2 separate regions of the Homo sapiens genome follow, and region 2 is linked to region 1. The links are chromatin loops, found by intact Hi-C in ENCODE. Cell type or tissue: IMR-90. All regions are shown on one strand. Each heading gives the region's core, and the rest is flanking DNA. Links, peaks and the distances in the headings are about the cores only.

Region 1 (10,882 bases), core at 1,318-9,317:
CCAACTACTGAGGAGGCTGAGGCAGGAGGATCACTTGAGCCCAGGAGTTCAAGACTGCAGTGAGCTATTATTGCACCACTGCACTCCAGCCCTGGTGACAGAGTGAGACCTCGTCTCAACAACAAAACTAATTAAAATCAAGAAGTAGCTTGTGAGCCAGGGGGTGGGGTGGGAATGGAAGATCCCGTTATCAGAAGCTATAGCCTATAACTAACCAACTTTTAAGCTATTCAGCAGAAACAGTCAAACACACCCAAGTTGAATTAATGATTGTCATAATCTATTTAAATTTTAATTTGAATCTCCTGTCATAAATTTTAAGAATTGCTTGTTAAATGCTGTAAATAAGTATCTTTTGTGATTGATTTTTTGGGGGTTTTTTTTTAAGAAAAAAAAAGCCTTTTAAAAGTGTTTAGAAATATGAGGAAGAAAGAAAAGAAACTTGGTTAGCCATTACTCCAAATTTAAAAGACAAGTATAGTTAGAATTTATTTTCACATACCAATTAATAATATGGGCTGGGCTTGAGACTCACACCTGTAATCCCAACACGTTGGGAGGCTGAGGCGGGAGACTTGCTTGAGCCCAAGTATTGAAGGCTGCAGCAAGCTATGATTGCGCCACTGCTCTCCTGCCTGGGCAACAGAGCAAGACCCCATCTCTTAAAGAAAAAAAAAAGAAAGAAAAGAAAACGAGTAGCTTTTAACCTCTGATTTCATCACACCGCCTTTGAGATTTGAAGTTATATTCCCTTTCCTTCATAAAAGTTTACATACAAAATAAATTTTTGCTTACATTTTACAACACTCACAGACACCCTGCGGCCAGGATGTTAGTTTAAGAACCTAGACAGTAAACAATTAAGGATCTTTTCTTTCAGCAGACTGTATCCTAATTAATTGAATTGCCTGATTGGTGCTGTCTGGGGAGTCTGATTTACCCAAACTATTAAGGTTAAAATGGCCTGGCTGAGCACGGTGGTTCACACCTGTAATCCTAACACTTTGGGAGGCCGAGGTAGGCAGATCACAAGGTCAAGAGATCAAGACCATCCTGGCCAACATGGTGAAACCCCATCTCTACTAAAAATACAAAAAAAAAAAAAAAAAGAATTAGCTGGGTGTGGTGGCAGCCACCTGTAATCCCAACTAGTTGGGAGGCTGAGGCAGGAGAATTGCTTGAACCCGGGAGGCGGGAGATTGCAGTGAGCCAAGATCATGCCACTGAACTCCAGCCTGGCGACAGAGCGAGACTCCGTCTCAACAAAAAAAAGAAATAAAGAAAGAAAGAAAGAAAGAAAAAGTCCTGACTCATTGAAGATGCATCTTTAGAACCACTGCCAGGAAGGCTGGTGCACGGGAGCGAGCTTGGGTCTGTGCTGTCCTCAGGTCCTCGCGTTTGTTTCAACTGTGACTGGCATCAGCTGGGGCCTCTGAAAAGGGTTCAGTCATTCAGCATTCCTGGCCACAAGCTTATCTACAATTTAAAAATAAACAAAATAGAAAAGCAATTTTCCAGTGGCAGAAGAAACAACCACAAGACACAGCTCTGGGAAAGCAATTTATTTGGAAATAGGTTTGGGATTTCCACGTATTATCTGCTGGACAGTGAGAGAGGAGAAAGTCAGTGGCTGCAGCCTCCGTGCCTGGCTTGTAATAACTGCTTCTGGGAACGCGGCATTCGGTGTTCATTACCACCTCTCAGACGACCCATGCTGTGTTGTCGGAAACAACGGCAAACATACAACAGTACCTTATATTTAGTGACCAGAGAAGTGCTTGAGCATAGCTCTTTCTGTGTGCAGCTAAGATAAACAAAAAGAACGGTGCCCTCCAAGGAAAGCTTAGGGATGCGGCTTTCTCCCTCCTTTCCTTCCCAATGCAAATGACCGGAGGGAGCTGGGAACCTGGCACAGGTGAGCGGAGTGAATTCTTAATATGGAGACTGTTTGCTTAGGATGGGAGCTGTGTCTACACAGCAGTCCCTGAACCTACAAGAATATGGATCTGTGGGGCATATTGTGAAGCTGCTGTATTCATTCTCTTAACAAATATTTATTTAGCATCTGCTCTTAACCACTGGAGATCCAGAAAGCACTGGCCCTTGACTCCTTGTTGAGCTTGTGTTTGTAGATTAGGAAGTGATTCACAAAACGTGGTGTAGAAGCGCTAGAAAAGAAAATTGGGGGCTGGGTATGGTAGCTCATGCCTGCCATCCCAGTGCTTTGGGAGGCTGAGGTGGGAAGATTGCTTGAGGCCAGAAGTTTGAGGCCAACCTGGGCATCACAGCAAAACCTCTACTTTACAAAAAAAAAAATTTGTTTAATTAGCCAGGAGTGGTGGTGTGCACCTGTAGTCCCAGCTATTCAGGAGTCTGAGATGGGAAGATCACTTGAGCCCAGGGGTTCAAGGCTGCAGCGAGCTATGACTGCACCATTGCACTCCAGCCTGGGCAACAGAAAGAGACTCTGTCTCTAAAAAATAAAACATTTTTAAAAAGAAAATTTGGAATAGGCTTACTAAAACATAGTGGAGACAACAATTTATCCTGGGCTGGAGAGCCCATGATTTAGTAATCTGGTTTCCCCAGTATATACCCTACTTTAACCTTCCTGTATTATTAAAGGTTTATAGTGAAATCAGTATCACTGGTCTGTCCCTTTTTTTTTTTTTTTTGAGATGGAATCTTGTTGTGTCACCCAGGCTGGGGTGCAGTGGTGCCATCTCGGCTCACTGCAAACTCTGTCTCCCAGGTTCAAGTGATTCTCATGCCTCAGCCTCCTAAGTAGCTGAGATTACAGGCATCCGCCACCACACCCAGCTAATTTTTTGTATTTTTAGTAGAGACGGGGTTTCACCATGTTAGCCAGGCTGGTCTCGAACTCCTGGCTTCAGGTAATCAGCGCACCTTGACCTCCCAAAGTGCCTGGTCTGTCCTTGATGAACACACATACTATAAGACAAGGATACTAAATATATCAACATTCTTCCATTTGAAGAGCTCCTCTCCTCCCCTCCATCCAGCAACATCTATAAGCATTTCATACACTTGGCCACGTGTGGTGACTAACACCTGTAATCCCAGCACTTTGGAAGGCTGAAGTAGGAGGATTGCTTGAAGCCAGGAGTTTGAGACCAGCCCGGACAACAAAGCGAGACACTGTCTCTACCAAAAAAACAAAAACAAAAAAAACCTTTTTTTTTAATTACCCAAGTGCAATGGTATGTGCCAGTAGTTCCAGCTATTCCAGAGGCTGAGGCAGAAGGATCGCTTGAGCCCAGCAGTTCAAGGCTGCAGTGAGCTATGATTGCACCACTGCACTCCAGCCTGGGCAACAGAGTGAGACCCTGTCTCTAAATAGATAAACATATAAGAACTTCATCTCTTGCTTTGGATTTCTGTAGAAACTCATTCCATATGAAATTGCCTGTCTACAATAAAAACATCTAGAAGCTGTGCAGTGTCATTCTCCCCCTGGGTCTGGAAAGTGACGGATTCAGATAGACTTATCACACACCTCCACCCACCAGTAACTATAAACAAAGCTCTCCCTGAGGCCATCTCTATTGAAGGTGCCAACACTTGAACCAAAAATCTATTTGTTTTATATGTAGAAGCTAAAAGCAATATCTTAAATGAATGCGTCCAATTTCTATTGCCTGGAAGCAATTGCATATTTATTACTGACCTGACAGTTTGACCTACTGCAACCATAAACCAAATGAGCGTTATCTTGCTCAGCTTTAAAGATAGTTATCAGTCACATAATAACAAAAATACTCTGAGTGGCTGCTGGGATGCTTTTTTTTTTTTTTTTTTTGCATTATTATTGGCAAAGGCAATGAAGTGCATTCTCAAATGAAAAATCAATGAGAATCATGAAAACCAAGCTATAAGGCATCTCTTAGTTAAACTGTATTAAGGAAATGCTTCTTTATGACTTTTCGTCCCATTCCATCCTAATGCAAAAGAAACATAAAAGGTTTGAGGGAGGCACTTGATGTCAGGACTGTAAAAGGTTAAATAGGAAAGCAAAAGCCTTTAGCAGTGTGGAATTCTTGACCCTGTAGAGTACAGGAAGTGTGACTTAGAGATGAGCAGAAAACAACATTGTAACAAGTGCTCCAGCCAAAAGTGGTGGCCCCAGAATTATGGTTTCCAGTTTGCTTTTTAATCCATCTTTCAGTTTTTGCCCAAATAGTGGGCAGTTTTCATCAGGGTCTTGGATAAGTCACATGTCCCTTCAGTCTGCCTTTATAAGCAGCCTTCATTGAGAGACTTCTACAAGCCTTTAAAGTGGAGGCAGCTGACCTCCTTCCTTCAGAGAATCCGAGGACTCCAGGTTTGGGAAAGTCTGCCTCTCCATTAGCCACTGGAGCTACGCAAGGCCATGCATCGTGATCCCCTCATGGGATTGGAGTGGACGAGTTCAAGCAGGGGAAGTGGAGGAAGGAAATTCATTTGTCCTCAGAGGCCAACTATTCCATGTAGGATCATATAGGTGTCATTCCAGCTTCCATGTTCTCTTTGCTTCCTGACCATTTTTTTTTTGAGACAGGGCCCCACTCTGTTGTCAGTGAGACAGGGCCCCACTCTGTTGTCAGGCTGAAGTGCAGCGGTGCAATCTCGGCTCACTGCAACCTCTGCCTTCCAGGTTCAAGCGATTCTCCTGCCTCAGCCTCCCAAGAAGCTGGGACTACAGGCACGTGCCACCACACCTGGCTAGTTTTTGTATTTTTGGTAGAGACGGGGTTTCAGCATGTTGGCCAGGATGGTCTCGATCTCCTGACCTCGTGATCCACCTGCCATGGCCTCCCAAAGTGCTGGGATTACAGGCATGAGCCACTGTACCTGGCCCATTTTCTTACTTTCCTTTCTAGTCTATTTAATTGCTTGATAAATGTTAAACCAATAGATGGCCGGGAACAAAGGAATTGCCAGTCAGATTCATGGCTTAAAAAGTCATTCTTTTAGACAGTTTAATGTGGGGAATAAAGTTTTCTAGAGGGGGAATCCATCTGTCTGTTTGTCCTCTGTGGATGAAGAAGAATTGGCAGTGCGTAAACCCAACAGACTGGAATCCAAATGACATCTGTCTGTGTCCCTTCATGCGACATGTCCCCACCTTGAAGTTCATCACATGTGAATGGTGACCCCCAGGGACCTAAGTCTAATCTCTTGCAGTGTGTGTGGTCACTCATATGCCAGTGGAGTGGTATGAGGATATCTCAAGCCTGGACCATTGACTAATCTTGAATATTCCACAAATGGAATATTCTCTCTCTCTCTCTCAGGTCCTCCTTATTCTTTGAGCTGGTGGCCAGAGAAAAATCACTGTATTTTTGTATCATTCCAGTCTGTGGGTGATTGAAAGCCTTGTCTTGTGAGAATAATGAAAAGGTTATTCCCATCAGACTGTTTATCATAAAATATGGTAAGACAAAAGATGAATATTTAAGCCTACATTGTCATTGGATGGCTTGCTCTTGCAGGCAGTCATTCAAATCAATGAGCAAATACTTCTTTTGAGCACCTAACAGTTGCTATACACTGTGCTAGGTTTTGGGGGATAATTTCTGTAAATGTTGAAAACTGATCGTTGAGAGATAGGTCATGTTTTTTGTTTGTTTGTTTTGTTTTTTGAGATGGAGTCTCGCTCTGTCACCCAGGCTGGAGTGCAGTAGTGCCATCTCAGCTCACTGCAACCTCTGCCTCCTGGATTCAAGCAATTCTTCTGCCTCAGCCTCCTGAGTAGCTGGGATTACAGGCATGTGCCACCACGCCTGGCTAATTTTTGTATTTTTTTTTAGTAGAGATGGGGTTTCACCATGTTGGTCAGGCTGGTCTCGAACTCCTGACCTCGTGATCCGCCTGCCTCAGCCTCCCAAAGTGCTGGGATTTCAGGTGTGAGCTACCTCACCCAGCCTAGGTCATATTTTTTAAAAATAACTAATTGTACAAGATTATGCCAAATGCCTTGAAGATGACACACACCAGAAGCCCTGGAGAAGTTTGAAAGAAACCCCAGACTTAGGCAATCAAGGAAGACTTCACTGAAAGTAAGACTTGAACTCAGCCTTGCACAATGGCTAAACATTCAGATAAAGGGATGGAGAGACAGTTCTCCAGTTCCAAGGAGGAGAGGCAGCATGAGTGAAGGCCAGGCGCATGCCATACACATGGTGTACTCGCAGGAGGCTGAGCCCCAAGAGAAGACCCACAGAGTTGGGGGCATTTTCAGAGGCAGGAAGGAAGTGGTTGCAGCTTAAGATAATTTGTCTGACACCTTCCAGTTGACCAGACATGCACACTTTCTCCTCATGAGGTAGATCTCGTGGCATTTTCCAGATATAGAAAGTCAACTGGTGCTGGGCACAGTCATTCACCTCTGTCATCCCAGGACTTTGGGAGGCCGAGGCAGGTGGATTGCCTGAGTTCAGGAGTTTGTGACCAGCCTGGGCAACACGGTGAAACCCTGTCTCTACTAAAATACAAAAAAATAGCTGGGCATGGCGGCCTGCGCCTGTAGTCCCAGCTACTCAGGAGGCTGAGGCAGGAGAATTACTTGAACCCGGAGGGCGGAGGTTGCAATGAGACTAGATCACACCACTGCACTCCAGCCTGGGCAACAGAGCAAGACTCCATCTAAAAAATAAAAATAAATTTTAAAAAGTCAGCTGGGGAAAATGAATGCATAGAGAGCAAGTTCTGTAGACTGGGAAGTGCAGAAATGGGTGAGCCCCTAGGGTGGGTGCTGTAAGGGTCGGAGGAGGACCCCCCCATCCCACCCGGTGTGTGGTGTGGGAAGACTTTCTGGAGCGGAGACGTGAGAGCTGAGTCCTGCGGGATGGGCCGGACCTCACTGGGGAAGAAGGAAGGGAAAGGCCTACTGGGACGAAGGAACAGCATGAGCTAAGGAACAGAAGTTTGAAATATCATGGAACCTGTGGGGCATTATCAGGCATGGGCAGAGATGACATTGGCACCCAGGCCTTCTGTTTCCTGATCTTGTGTTCTAGTCAGAACAGAATTTATCCCAGCTTTCTGGAAGAAGTTGCTCCTGTTATTTTACTTACAATACTCTCTTCCATTTATTTATTTATTTATGAGACGGAGTCTCGCTCTGTCACCCAGGCTGGAGTGCGGTGGCGCCATCTCGGCTCACTGCAAGCTCCACCTCCCAGGTTCATGCCATTCTCCTGCTTCAGCCTCCTGAGTAGCTGGGACTACAGGCGCCTGCCACTATGCCCGGCTAATTTTTCGTATTTTTTAGTAGAGACAGGGTTTCACCGTGTTAGCCAGGATGGTCTCCATCTCCTGACCTCGTGATCTGTCTGCCTTGGCCTCCCAAAGTGTGGGGATTACAGGCGTACAGGCGTGAGCCACCACGCCCGTCCTATTTATTTATTTTTTCTTGAGACAGAGTCTCTGTCGCCTAGGCTAGAGTGCAATGGCGCGATCTCAGCTCACTGCAACCTCCATCTCCCGGGTTCAAGCGATTCTCCTACCTCAGCCTCCCGAGTAGCTGGGATTATAGGCACCTGCCACCAGGTCCAGCTAATTTTTTGTATTTTTAGTAGAGACAGGGTTTCACCATGTTGGCCAGGCTGATACCAAACTCCAGACCTCAAGTGATCCGCTCGCCTTCGCCTCCCAAAGTGCTGGGATTACAGGCGTGAGCCACTGCGCCCAACCCTTTCATTATTTTTTTTTTACTTTTCCTATATTCAGAGCAAGGTAATAAAAAGATAAAGTTAATGGAATTTTTTTATCCAACTGGAGATTCTTAGAAAGAGGAAAAACAGGCCAAAGTTCTTCAGGTGGTCACTATTCTAAGGCAGATCCAAAAGTCTTCCGTATAGCCACAGGTATGGGCTTTGTGGAGGGGGATTTTTTTTTTTTTTTCTTGTGCGAAAGGTGCAGTTTGAGTGAAGCCTCAAAAAGGGGTTGGAAGTCACTTGTGTGTTTTCTCTCTTTCCTTTGTTGGAGGTTTAAGCATGTGCTGAGAGGAACAAGCGTTTTTAGACAATGATGCAGACAGATTTTGTTTCTCATTATCCACAGTCTTGCACACATGCCACACAGCATTAGCTACGGGGGAAATGCAGTGGGGTCAGTTGGGTCTGTTCCATGTGACTTTACTCCATAAAGTGATTATAGGACTGTCTTCTCCAGGATGATGGGCTGACATTGGATACAGAGAGGAGGGAAAGGAAAGAGAGGATTCTTCAGCTTGGTTGTTCCATGGCTTTGCCCCACTCTTCCAAGACCAGCCTCCGAGACATGGCCCCCAGGGCTCTCCCTAGCCTCATGGCTTTCCACTCACAGGACACTAAGACGCTGGGGTCCTCCCTCACCCCGGGGCCTTTGCACGGGCTGGTCTTTCTGCCTGGAAAGTGGTTCCCCTCTGAGGATCTCTTGCCTCAGCCTTCCAAAGTGCTGGGATTAAAGGCATGAGCCACTGCCCCTGGCGGTAAGTTTAACGTTTTCAGACACTGTGTGTGATTTGCTTTTCACTCCAGCAAGATGTCGTGAGGATTGCTAACATGTTTTCAAGTGTGCTTTCAGTCCTTCAGGAAAAAAGGCACCTGGGAGTGTGGTGGAAAGGCGGTTCAGGACAAGAAGGAGAGTTCTGATTACATTTTCGTTTCAGTGTTTCCCTGGGAAACAGCAGGTCTCAATCCCTTCACTTTCCAGTTCCTATTCTTCCCCTCACACCACACAGTATCCACTGCTGACTCGGTATCCCCTACCTAATCCCACTGGGTTCTTCAATACTGAAAAGCTAGTAATAAGGTGAAGGTGGCCGGGCACAGTGGCTCACGCCTGTAATCCCAGCACTTTGGGAGGCCGAGGTGGGCGGATCACCTGAGGTCAGGAGTTTGAGACCAGCCTGACCAACATGGTGAAACCCCGTCTCTACCAAAAATACAAAAATTAGCCGGGCATGGTGGCTCATGCTTGTAGTCCCAGCTACTCAGGAGGCTGAGGCAGGGAATCGCTTAAACCCAGGAGGCAGAGGATGCAGTGAGCCAAGATCATGCCACTGCACTCCAGCCTGGGTCACAGAGCAAGACTTAGTCTCAAAAAAATAAAAACTAAAAAAAAATTAAAAATAAGGTGAAGGTTCAAATTTATCTACGATCCAGCACGTTCTGCTTCATATATACCTTCAACCCCAAAAAAACTTCTGCAAAATGCAAACCCCTAACCAATTTGTCTCTATTTTCTTCAGGGGACACTTAAACTGGCTTCAGCTAGATCGAAGAGTATTGGAACATGACTTCCCTAAAAAGTCAGGACCCGTGGTTTTATACTTTTGTGTCAGGTATGTACACCTGGTGTCTATACTTTTGCTTCTTTGTGTTCTTTATCAGGGAAGTCTGGGAGGGCAGAGTGATTCCAAGGAAAGAGAGCTCAAGTTTGTCTTGGTTCATTGCCAGGGATAAAGGTTGTAGTAGAGCTGCATGCCTCATAGATGGAAAGGCGGGGTGCGAGGGTGCAGGGTGTGCCTGTGAGTGTGCAAGGATGTGTGTATTATGCATTTGCACTAGGATGCTTGTGTGGAATGATGAGAAAAACTTTTTTCTGCACTTTTGGGGAGGGTCACATATCTCAAACAATGAGTATCTTATAGCACAGGCCGTGGGATTCTTTTCTGGGGGCAATTTGAAACTACATAACAAAAGCCTTTGTATTCTTTCCTTTTAGAGGGGATGCCACTTGAATCTCGTGAAACCTGGGTAGTTTATCCCAAATAGGAGTGGTCGAAACCCAGCAGCAAACCACAGGCCCATCTGCATTTCCTGCCAAGGGAGGATACAGCTTAATAACATTTCAGAAACAATAGGCATTTTTCTGTTCAGAAATCTAGTCTAAGAAATTTTGTTTTGTGCTTGCAAAGGGAACGATTTGTGGGCTATAGTGATTTAAATAGTTAATATTTGCAGCTGTCTTATGAAGACAACAGGACTTACCACTTCCGTTTGCAAAAGGTTGTGAGAAGCCAGAGGCTGGGCAGGTCAGGGGTTCAGGGGCAAAGTCTGAATTGGTGGCAAAGTCAGAATCTGAGCCCCCAGTCCAGCAGCTCCGAAACACCCAGTCTATGGAGGCACCAGGTTCTTTCTGTCCAGAACCTTGATTGCAACACAATTACAGAAGCATTAAGTGCTGATGCCTCAGTCTTTACATGGACACTAACACTTACACCCATGCCATACAACTCTGTTCTTTGAAATATACTAACAGAAATTCAGGAGCGAGATACAAATGATATGCAATTCTGTCATTCCTAAAGAGCATGATCAGGAATGCAGTTCCAGACATAGGCATCCTTAAGCCACACAAGGCATTAGAAGGGCTTCAAACAAGAGTTAAAGGGTCCACTTAACAGGCTCGAGTGTATGACTTTTCCTCAGCTGGCAGAGTAAATTTCAACTTGCGCTTAATGCGTTTTTGATTTGTTTAACAGCTGTGAACATATCCAAGCTCATCTTAGCTATTTCCATTACTGATGGGGATGATTTCAATGCCATATTCTCTTTAATGGTGTATACAGTTTCTCAGATTTATGGCAAAGCAACCATATAAAGCAAATAGTAACAATTCCTCTGGGAGGGGCAGGTGGTATCAGGCAGGACTCCAGTTGCATGGAAGCAGGTCATTAACCTGTCATCGCAGGTGGATGAGTGCATTTACCATATATCAGGCTCTCCCCACCTCCCTGGTGATGTTCACCAACATTAGCCAAGAGGAGAAAATCCTGGGCTTGGCTGCCTAGTAGGTGTTTTTTCCAAGTGTCTGAATTATTTGTGGACGTCCTTGCAGGAGAGCTTGGGGCACCTTGACGTTGGTGGTGGAAGTGTCAGTCTCTAAGATACAC
Region 2 (10,882 bases), core at 1,389-9,388, 290 kb before region 1:
GAAAAGACACTCTTTAAAAAAAACCTTTATACACACAGCGCAATTTTTTCCTGCAGCTATTTTCTCCAAATTTGAGTTCTAGTGGTGTGTTGGATTTGTTTGCCTTTTTTTTAATGCCATGTGAGAGATACCTTTACTGCTGTACAGATGCACAGACACACAACATCTGATTGCTTTTTATTGTGCTTTTAAAAGATAAAAATCACTTAAGAAATTAAGTGAATTTTGTGGAAAGCTAGGAGTTCTCTTTTAAGAAGATTTTTAGGAATCTGAACATTCTTCCATCTCTTTTCTTGAAATCCTGTTCATGGCTTGCAGTTATAATAGGTCTGGTGTCATTCTAATGTTTTGCTGGTCTATGCTGTCAGGGACCTGGGATAGTGACTAGGTAATATTTCACAAGGCAGTCAAATGTTAGTTTGAGCTGGGCGTGGTGGTGTGTGCCTATGGTCCCGGCTACTCAGGAGGCTGAGGCAGGAGGATCACTTGTGCCCAGGAGTTTGAGTCCAGCCTGAGCATAGTGAAACCCTGTCCCTTAAAAAATAAAAACAAACATAAAATTAAATTTTCAAATGTTAGTCTGGGTACTTCATTTGTGTACTTCTCTTTAATGAAACCTGAAGCTCATGAATTTATATCCACGGCAGAAAGATTTGTTGCAAAATACTGAACCCATGCTAGGAAGTATACTTGACGCAGTTCATAAAGTTAGAAATAAACAGAAAATTACAAGTAGTACCCAGGCCTCATTGCTGTATGGTTCCAACGTTAACTGAGAACCCCCACTCTCTGGGCAATCGATGAAGGCTTTAGCATGGAGCGGCTGGGGGGATGCTGCCTGGCTCTAACCCAACCCCGTGCTCCTTCACCTGTGTCTGCATTTCCTTCCTGTGCTTCACTCAGGTGCCTGCAAAGTGCTGTTTCCATGATGCCCACGGGCTGGTTGACTGTCGTGTCCCCAGGCTCTTGTCCTGCAGCTCTGCAGTGCCCGGTCCTTTTACAGCGTCTGCCTTGACTGTACTACATTTACCAATTACGCTCCTAATCATCCTCCCACTTCTCTTCCTGTTTCCAAGTCCTAGCTCTCACATCTGTGTGGCACAGATCTACATGAAGTATTATGACTTCTGTGTACCCTGTGAATACCACGTATATTCTCTCCCGTGCAGCGGTCGGCCTGCAGCCCTCCAGGACCTCAGGCAAGAGCAAGAGTGTCTCCAAGTGCCACCCCGAAGACTCTTGTTCCGTTCCTCCTCAGAAGGCTTTTCCCTTACGGTTATTTCTAGATCCCTGCTATAAATATTCTCCCAGCAGCCATCTGCCCCTGCGGCAGAGTTTTACTATTTCAGCATGCTGTTTGGGTTACACACTCAGAGTGCTGCCATCCATTCTAGAGTTCTCCTCTCTTCTAGAGAATATCGGCCCTGCTCTGTCAGGGTAGAGCAAGATCTATTTTATTTTCCTGAAAAAATCTGTACAATATATACGAAGCAATCAGGAACTTGTGGGCCCATGAGGTTCAATCCGTGGGTTTATAAAGAGGACAGAGGAAACAAAACACGGTTTGGAAACTACCTGGACATTGGCACTGTGTGCCCCGGCCCCACAAAGCTGGACCAGTCCCATCTGATAACTCCACACTGTTGGTGATGGCGTCTCTCTACGGGCCGGGGAGGTATTTTCCCACAAGCGAAAATTTTCCAGGGAAACTACAGTCTGGTTCTTTTATTTCTTTCTTCTGTTTTTTTTTTGTTTGTTTTTTTTTGTTTTTTTTTTTGCTTGAAAAGGTGAACTTTTTTCAATCCACAATAAATAAGGTGTTTCAGGGCCAAGCCCCTAATGAGATAATCACTGCAAAAGCTGCCACCAAAACCAGCATGTTTGAAAATTTACTGAAAACATAGAACGGGCTGGCCCTGTGCCCAGCATGCTGCGGGGAGGGCGGGGGAGAGGGCTTTGTTTTCCCCAGAGCAGGTGACAATGCAGACTTGGGCCAGCCCGTCCTCTCTGGGAACCGTGGTGATAAGTGGCTTCATGCACTGCGGGGCTGGTGGGCTGGGCCCCAGCGGGGGAAACAAGGAATAAGGCATGGGAAGTCAGCCAACGGTGGTCACGCTGGGCACTCTTCTCTCCCCACGGAAACTCAACCTCCAGAGAGAACCAGCGCCAGGGGCCTGTGGGAAAACAGGTACAGTCAGAAGGAGGCTTTGGTAACATTAGCTGGGAAAGTCAATGGACTTCAAGCGCTGGGAAACTCCATCGACTTTCCCAGCTGATTTTATCATCACTGGGCCAACTCCATGGGCTTCCTCCTCAATGAGGACTCATCTTCCAGGCTCTGCTCAGCAGCCCCCATCCCACCCCTGCGCTTATCTTCGCCCCTTCTGGGTAAGCTAGCATCAGGCTTATTATTACAGGCAGCTGGAGAACTGACAAGCACACAGCCTCCAGCCACACCCCTGGTCCCCGCCCCTGCTCCTCCACACCTTAGCTGTGTGAGCCCCGACCGTGACTGCCTCTTTATGGACCTCTAGTCCCTCCTGGGGAAAACAGTGTGAACCCAGGATTTGAGTGGAAGTGATTATTTTACTTTTTTTTTTTTTTTTTTTTGAGACAGAGTCTTGCTCTGTCCCCCAGGCTGGAGTGCAGTGGCGTGATCTTGGCTCGCGGCAAGCTCCGCCTCCTGGGTTCATGCAAGCTCCCAGGTTCATGGCATTCTCCTGCCTCAGCCTCCCAAGTACCTGGGACCACAGGCATGCGCCATCACGTCCGGCTAGTTTTTGCATTTTTTGGTAGAAATGGGGTTTTGCCGTGTAGGCCAGGCTTGTCTTGACCCCTTGACCTTAGGTGATCCACCAGCCTCAGCCTCCCAAAGTTCTAGGATTAGGGATTACAGGCTTGAGCCACTGTGCCTGGCCTGATTCGTCGTTCCTTTTTTTTTTTTTTTCTTTTAGGAAGAGTCTTGTTCTGTCACCCAGGCTGGAGCAGAGGCACAATCATGGCTCATTGCAGCTTCGGCCGCCCACGCTCAGGCAGTCCTCCCAACTTAGCCTCCTGAGTAGTTAGGACCACTGATGCACACCACCACAGCCCGCTAAATGTCGTTTTTTAAATAGAGACAGGGTTTCGTCATGTTGCCCAGGCTGGTCTCAGATCCCTGGAATCAAGCGTTCCTCTTACCTCAGCCTCCCAGAGTGCTGGGATTTCAGGCCTGTAATTCTCTTTTTCTGTTTTCTCAGCCACATCTCCTCAAAACAGCCCTATTTTCTTCCCCCTTTTTACAGATAAGGATATTAATATAAGAAAAAGGCAAATAAATTAGCATCCTACATTCCTAAGTAAAGTAGGCTCTGTTAGTTTCTGCTCTCCTTCCAGATACCAAGGTGACTTTATAAACATAAAGGAATCCAATTCCTCCTGTGAATGACAAACAACCCCCGATAATAATTTGCTTTTTAGTATCCAGCAGAAGCCGCTGCAACATGACCCTTCAAAAGCAATCCTCTCAGTCTCCTTTTGTTTCCCCTTCTGTTTTAATAATGGAGTGCACACGGCACTGTTGTTTAGATTAATTACTGATTGTAAGTTACTCTGAAATCCGTGCTGCCGACAGGCTGTTGAAATCATAGCCATCTTCTGAGTCGGGCTTTATGACATCACCTGAAATAGATGTTCACATTTCGTTCCTGTTTCTCACAAAGGTAAACTGACATCAATGTGTCAGGGCTGATGTTTGTTCCAGTTCTTCAACTCAGAAGGCTGGGTTTCCACTCTCATCCCACCAGGAGCCAGGGCACTAATGAAGTCATTTCACCTGCCAGTCTGAGCACCTCAGCCGCACACACTGGCTCTGTGGGTCTGAGATGAAAAGTGTGGAAGCGCTTGAGAAAAACAAAAACAATAATAATCATAGCTAATGTTTACTTAGTGCTTCTGTGCCAGAAAATATACAAAGTACTTTACCTGTGTATCTTCCTTCTCAACCCAATGCTTGGAATTAAATAGAATTAATATATATTTTATAATTCTATAAATATAATTTTATAATATATAAATATAATTTATATATTATAAAGTTAATATATAATTTATAATTTTATAGATATATAACACATATATTAATTAATTTATAATTTTATAAATATAATTTTTATATTATATAATTAATATATAATTTATAATCCTATAAGTGTATAAATATAATTTATGTAGTATATAATTAACATATAATTTATAATTCTATAAATCAGAGGCTGTGCCCACACACACCAAACCACATGCCCACCCCCCGCAACCAGGGTAGCCAGCTGGTTCCAATTTGCCCTGGCAGTTTCCAGTGTTCATACCCCAATTCCCAAGTCCCAGGAACCCTCTCTCAATGCTGGGCAAATCGGGATGTTTGGTTGTCAATACACACCCCCTACCACTAGCATAAGGCACCATATAATCCCAGAATTCCAGATGTGGGGAGAACCTCCAAGACATCCCCCTCAAAATCAGGAAGCTGAGCTCCAGAGCAGCAAAATCGTTTCTCCAACTCCCTGCTGTTAGTGGCAGAGCCAGAGCTCTGAATCTCCCAGAATCAGACAGAAGACCAAGAATGAGTCCGCTCAGTGGTGTCTGTTTATGTTATGGTGATCACTCATCATTCTAAAACAATAACAAAAAAAACCCATACATTATATAAGTAAGCTCTCATAAGAGATTGAGTCATAAAAGGTTTTCAAGATAGGCTTTCTTTGGGATGTTAAACCGTACCCTGGTTAAGGAGGGCAGTAAAAATGGCAATATAGTCATTGTTGGAAAGAGCCGTTACCTTTTGCACTGGAGATGAGAAGAGTTTATGATAAAATACTTTTTAATTAAACTTGATTATCCCCAATTCTGTTAGTGGGAAATAATCCTATGTTCCACTTACCAAGCATAAGATGCAAATTATAAAAAATAAGCTATGAAGATTTTTTTACATAATTTTTTTCTAACACTTCTTAGAACGCATGAAAATCCAATCAAATCTTTTATATCAACAAACTTGATTTCAACATTAGTGAACCTGAGGCTCAGAGCTGAATTCTCAAAATTAATTACATGTTCAGTCTACGGAAGGCATACAAGTGGGCTTGTACATTTGAAAGATTTTTTTTATTACCAGGGTAGAAACCTCAATAAGCTTTCTGTTTAGCCTTTAGTTAAACAGATAATTAAATTAATCAGCATAGCCCCTTCTCCATTCTATCTAATTAGTTTTACTTCTTTGGAGATAACTGGAAAAATACACTACTTTCATTTATTTTATATGTGTGTTACATGTGTACATTAACTAAAGAAATACATATCTAGGGTGGAAGTATATGCCTTTAGATAGGAAACAGTGCTCTGAAAAGACCTCGGCATAAAATATTTACTGGCGCTCGTATTAAAGTGGAAGACAGAGGATTTTGCAAAAAAATAAAAGGGAAAATTTGGCTGCTTTACTAATCAGAATGCCAGAACCCATATATGCCTGCCGCAGTCCAGAAAAAAGGTGCAGATTCTCAAAGCTGTGAAATACATTGATCATTTTTCCTGCTGAAATGAACAGTAATGCAGATCCCTCCAAGTTCATGAATTACATTTGGGACCAGGCAGATGGTCCAGCCCCAAAATCGTGACTCCACCAGTTTCACAGAGAGGAGGTTTCCACAGGACAGCGAGCGCAAATGAAGATGGGAAGATAGTTGCCATTTTGCTCTGTGTTCCACAGGCTGAGCTCTCTGGCGCATGGTGGCCTCTCACATGGGAGGCAGGCTCTGTCCCCAGCATCCCCATGGGCTTTGAGTTGAAAGGCAAGCCCTCTGAAAGCAAGCTTCTGAGACCCGTTCCGTCTCTTTCTGATGAGAATGCGTCCTCCCTGCAAAGTGTCAGAGCCTCATCCAGGGGCTGTGGAGTGACAGTACCAAAGCTGTGGATTGGGGAGAGAAGAACTGCTGAAAAGCTACTATTTTTGCAGTATTAACTGAAAGCCAACGTCCTGCTGGGTTCTTTACATCCATCGGCTCGTGGAAACCCTGCAACCACGTGAGGTGCGCATCTGCCGTGGCATTTTCAGATGACAAAGCTGGGACTTAAGGGAATAACCTGCGCAAGGCCACACAGTTAAGTAAACAGGAGTCAGGAGTCAGTTGTGCGTCTTCATCTCCAAACATCCCTAGACATAACCATGCGTCTACGATGGCACAAGAAAACTACTTTGCATGAAAGTTTCCAGAGCATGTGATGAACACTTCTTGATTTATAAACAGATGGAGGTGGGATTCCCTTTGTAAGAATTAGAAGAATGTATTGTGGTTTTCAGTAAGGAGGTGATTCAGAGCGTACCCGAGGGGTTTGTTTTTATTCAGGTGTGGCAAGGTCAACAGATCAGGGGATCATTACCATTGAAAAAATAGTTTGTTATTGACAATTCCCAAGAGTAGGAGACAAGCCACGCCACACAGGGCCATGCGGGGAAGCACCAGGGTCAGCCAGGAGGCAGAAGGAGTGAGGAAAAAGCACGGACAGACAGCTTTATGGTGGTTTTCAGGAGAAGGAGCAGTCGAGGCAGGGTAAGCAGTTGAGCAGGCTTAGGGTTGGTTCAAACGAGTTCAAATATGTCCCGTGGGCTCTGGGTTATATGGGGGGTCCTAGTTGTCTGGTAGCTGGCCCTGGGGCGATTTAGGGCAGAAGGGTTGTGTCCCATATGGCAGGACCCTGATAAAGGAGGCAGGTAGGAGTATGAACTCTGAACCGGTTGGTTTGCATATCAAAAGTGTGCTTATGAGCAAGTTGCTTGGGATCTCTAGGAATTAGCTAACTCCAGGAAAGGACATCTCTCCTCCAGTCTGTAAGACCTGAGATGTCAAAGCATCACATAACATAGAAAATTTAAAATATACTTAGTACAGGAGGGTATATATTAATTAAAAACCCCAGCCGGGTGCAGTGGCTCACGCCTGTAATCCCAGCACTTTGGGGGGCCAAGGCAGGCGGATCACTTGAGGTCAGGAGTTCAAGACCAGCCTGACCAACATGGTGAAACCCCGTCTCTACTAAAAATACAAAAATTAGCCAGGCATGGTGGCGCATGCCTGTAATCCCAGCTACTCAGGAGGCTGAGGGAAGAGAATCACTTGAACCCAGGAGGCGGAGGTTGCAGTGAGCCAAGATCATGCCACTGCACTCCAGCCCGGGCAACAGATCAAGACTCTGTCTAGAGGAAAAGTTAAAAAAGCCCTCTGTGCATGGGCCTTTTTACTTTCCCCCATGATGCCACAAGCAGCAGTCAGGGCTGTGAGTGCTTTACTGGATGATTTCACCATTTTTGGAGCACATTACATGTGGACCATTTACAAGTCTAAAAGGGCTAAAACACGTGCCCGTTTACTATTTTCCTCTTGGTATAACCTCCCATAAATGAGTCTTTATTCACTCCAGGGCTTGAATCATGGCATTCTTTCTTTAGAAATATGATTATCTGTTCCTTTAACAACCAAAAAGTTACAGTTGTGCGAAGGTGGGGAGAAGGTGTCTACCCGTTATTGATGTCACTCTATGCTTTTTACAGGATGATGCTCATTCCAAGATTTTCTGTTTTATTTCTGTCTTTTGCAATCGTTGGCCTGCTTTGCTGCCATAAATGAGGGAATTGTGGCTAAGAGAGCAATCTGCCGGAAGCATCTCCTCATCCATCGGTGGACACTAACCACAGCTATAACCGGGACAACTAGAGACACTGTCCAAGTCCTCTGTCAAATTCACAACTTAGCTTGCCCTTAGGTGTGAATACAGACTGACCCCAGGGCCGGAGGGGCTGCTGTTGTGAGCCTTTCCTGCTGGAGGGGCCTAAGGACTCAGTTCCCTTTATCTAAGACAAAACCGAATGGAGACAGTAAGAGCCCATCACACTCCACCCTCCCTCCCTCACCTTCTTGCAGAGCTGGTAGAGTGTAGTGGCCAAGAGCAGGTCCTCTGCGGTGTCACAATTGGAGACCTCTTCTGAATCCATCCCTCACCAACTCAGTGACCAGAGCTGGTTACCCAACCTCTCAGTGCTTCAGGTTTGGTTTGATGTTTTCAATCTCTAGAATGCAACAGTCGTAGAGTTGGTGAGAAGATTATGCAGCTGTGCTGAGGAAAGAGTAAGAGCTCAAACATGTCAGCTGTCATTCAAATGTCACTACAATGGCCTTTTTTCAAGTGTGATCCACTTGCACCAAAATTACCTGAGGTGCTTGTGACAAGGATCTTACAGATTCAGTCTCCACGGAAGGTTCCAGAAGTGTTTTAGTGATCGAGGCAGGGGCTCTACAGTCAGACAGACCCAACTTCAAATCTTACCTTGCACCTTAGTTAGATCTGCGTGATGTGCAACAAGTTAATGCATTTAGCTTCTTGGAGTCTTTGTTTCAATAAATTAAGACATTAATATCTATCTTGTTTGGCAAATATGTATCAGTGTTTGCTATGTATAAGACACTCTGCTAGGTGCTGGGAACAAAATAGTGAACATTCTTGTAAAATCTATTTGCTCAGATCTTTGTCAGACCTTTGGAGGGCACTGCAGATCAGTCACAGCCAAATCCATCCCTGTTAATGGCAACCTATCATGGTCATGGGTAGCTCCAAAAATGCCATGGGAGGGATGACTGCAGACTCCGCGTTATGGGCTACAAAGCCATTCTCTTTACATTTTAGCAGTTCCCATGAAAACCAGTCACCAACTGAAATGCACCTGAGTTTCAGGTGCCTTTTCGTCACTCAACTTCAGTGCTGGGGCCTCAGCTCCACCTCACTGCAGCTTGGATTGCAATGAAATGCAGAACTATGGGCGACTGGTTATACCACCCAGCCTAACAGATACCACAGCATGGAGGAAAGAACACTAATTCATTTCCAGGATCCTCAATGTCTACCCCTCATCCCCTAACCTTCAAGTCTGTAGGACGTCTAGCTACTCCTAGGAAAGTGAGGTTAAGTTCCATCAACCTACTTAAGTAAGTTGATATCTAGTTTGGTAGTAGTTCTATCTGAAATTACTTATGTTGGTTTTCAACAGAGATTCCACATCTTTTGCAGAATCCAAGCCTGGGCTATTAATAAAAATATCTTAGATTGTGTTTGTATTTTTTTTTTATCTGGAGTCTCGCTCTGTTGCCCAGGCTGGAGTGCAGTGGTGCAATCTCGGCTCACTGCAACCTCTGCCTCCCAGGTTCAAGCAATTCTCCTGCCTCAGCCTCCCAAGTAGCTGGGAGTTCAGGCACGTGCCACCATGCCCAGCTAATTTCTTGTATTTTTAGTAGAGATGGGGTTTCACCATGTTAGCCAGAATGGTCTCGATCTCTGACCTCGTGATCCACCTGCCTCAGCCTCCCAAAGTGCTGGGATTACAGGCGTGAGCCACTGTGCCCAACCTGTATTTGTATTTTTGACCATTGATAGAAAATCTTTAAGAAGTATGGAGTGAATTAGGACAAATACAACCTAATAAAAGTGATGTGTTAAATAGTCTGGGGCAGTGTAGGCCTATGGTCTTTGGAGTCAATGACCTGCATTGGATGTCTGAATTTGCCACAGTAGGCTGGCTATGTCACCTTAAGCAAGTTGCCATCCTCTCTGAGCCTTGGTAGAGCGAGACTTCTTGCCTGCTAGGAGGGCAGCAGGGATCAAAACAAGAATGAATGTCTAGTGCTTGGCACAGAGCTTTGCATGATAAAAGACATTTTGTATATCATAGCTCTGGATTATTATGATTATTGGATGATGGCACTTTCATATTTTCCATGAGATTGAGCTTGTACTGAACCTTGACTTATTTTTATCTTCAATTGCTCCTATGAGGTATGCAGGACTGGTGTGATTTTTAGATGAGAAGTTAAGTTCCTTGCTGGGGCAGACATGGTTCCCACTCAATTCTGCCACTGCACAGGAGTTCTCCTTCACAGAATCTCAGTGGGCAGTGGGTTTGTTGTCTGTTCTTCCATCTGAGCTGTTCTCCTATCCTGCTAGATGCTTGCAAGACCCCCAGTGGTTGCAGGCACCCAGACCCTGAAGGAGGTACATTGGCTTTAATGCAGCTGTCTAATGTGATAAGCTGACACCTGTCTTGTGGTCTAATTGTGTTGTTATGGGTCCTTTTGCCTTCATTTCACGCAAGTAGAGAAGGAAGTCAGTATCAGAAACGCCACTCAGTACAGACCAAAACTTGACTACCGTGGTTTTATAAGTCATGGAGAGTTTATTAAACTCTACCAAATTGATAGCTAGAAAGGACTCTGACTAGGAGAAGCCCATAAACTTAATGGTACTTACTAATTTATGGGCTATTATTACAACCTGAGTAATCTTTATATAAAAGCAGTAAAGAGCTGTGATTTAGTTAGGACAGTGCTTACTGTCTCCACTTACAGAGATGACGGTTCCATCAACGTCTGAGCCACATAGGCCCCCAGCAGAGTGCTCCCCACTGCAAAACAGAGTGCCTTTCTTTTCTTGAAGCCTGTCTTCTACTTGACGAATTTATCTCCTGGAGATCAGTTCCTTATTTTGACAATCCAAGCCTGGCAATGGGGCAGGAAGACAGCACCATGAGGTATAGAGATGCCAACTGGACACTGATCACCTTGGGCTCTTTCCTCAATGCATCCTTTTGCTGACCCTAAATTCAAGCTGAATATCCTCCCTCGCAGTCTTCAGTTTCCTCATCTGCAAAATGGTAGGGCTGGCTTAGTGGCTTCCAAGATCGCTTCTGTGATTGTAGCTGTGTCCAGGATCCAAAAGGCCATCTGATGCAGCAAACCACTGGCAAACAGTCCCACCCCAGAAGAGGCTCAATCATCTTGGCTGGAGCACTCACATGGCCTGAGGA

What was found. A loop is a pair of places that touch in the nucleus more often than their neighbours do. Peaks named below come from ENCODE experiments on the same cell type or tissue, not always from the same donor. Only the 100,000 strongest peaks of a DNase experiment are listed, where the experiment ranks them.
Region 2: it touches region 1 in a loop (4-fold over the local background); 14 of 110 quality-filtered maps call a loop at or near these places.

What each region holds. Positions count from the first base shown.
Region 1 is chr10:13,794,942-13,805,823 of GRCh38, reverse strand. FRMD4A (FERM domain containing 4A) reads left to right here. Exons shown (of 25, transcript NM_018027.5): 5 at 9,236-9,328. Among named protein-coding and RNA genes, the nearest start is that of FRMD4A-AS2, 190 kb to the left of the region's middle. In IMR-90, for the core only: no CTCF peak of the experiment used is centred there; a DNase peak (open chromatin) is centred at 6,043.
Region 2 is chr10:14,080,514-14,091,395 of GRCh38, reverse strand. The region is part of intron 2 of FRMD4A (FERM domain containing 4A); the gene reads left to right. It overlaps FRMD4A-AS3 (FRMD4A antisense RNA 3), which reads right to left. Exons shown (of 3, transcript NR_120638.1): 2 at 7,943-8,098; 3 at 3,515-3,881. Among named protein-coding and RNA genes, the nearest start is that of FRMD4A-AS3, 12 kb to the right of the region's middle. In IMR-90, for the core only: a CTCF peak has its summit at 8,564; a DNase peak (open chromatin) is centred at 4,615; H3K27ac peaks cover 171 bases; H3K27me3 peaks cover 267 bases.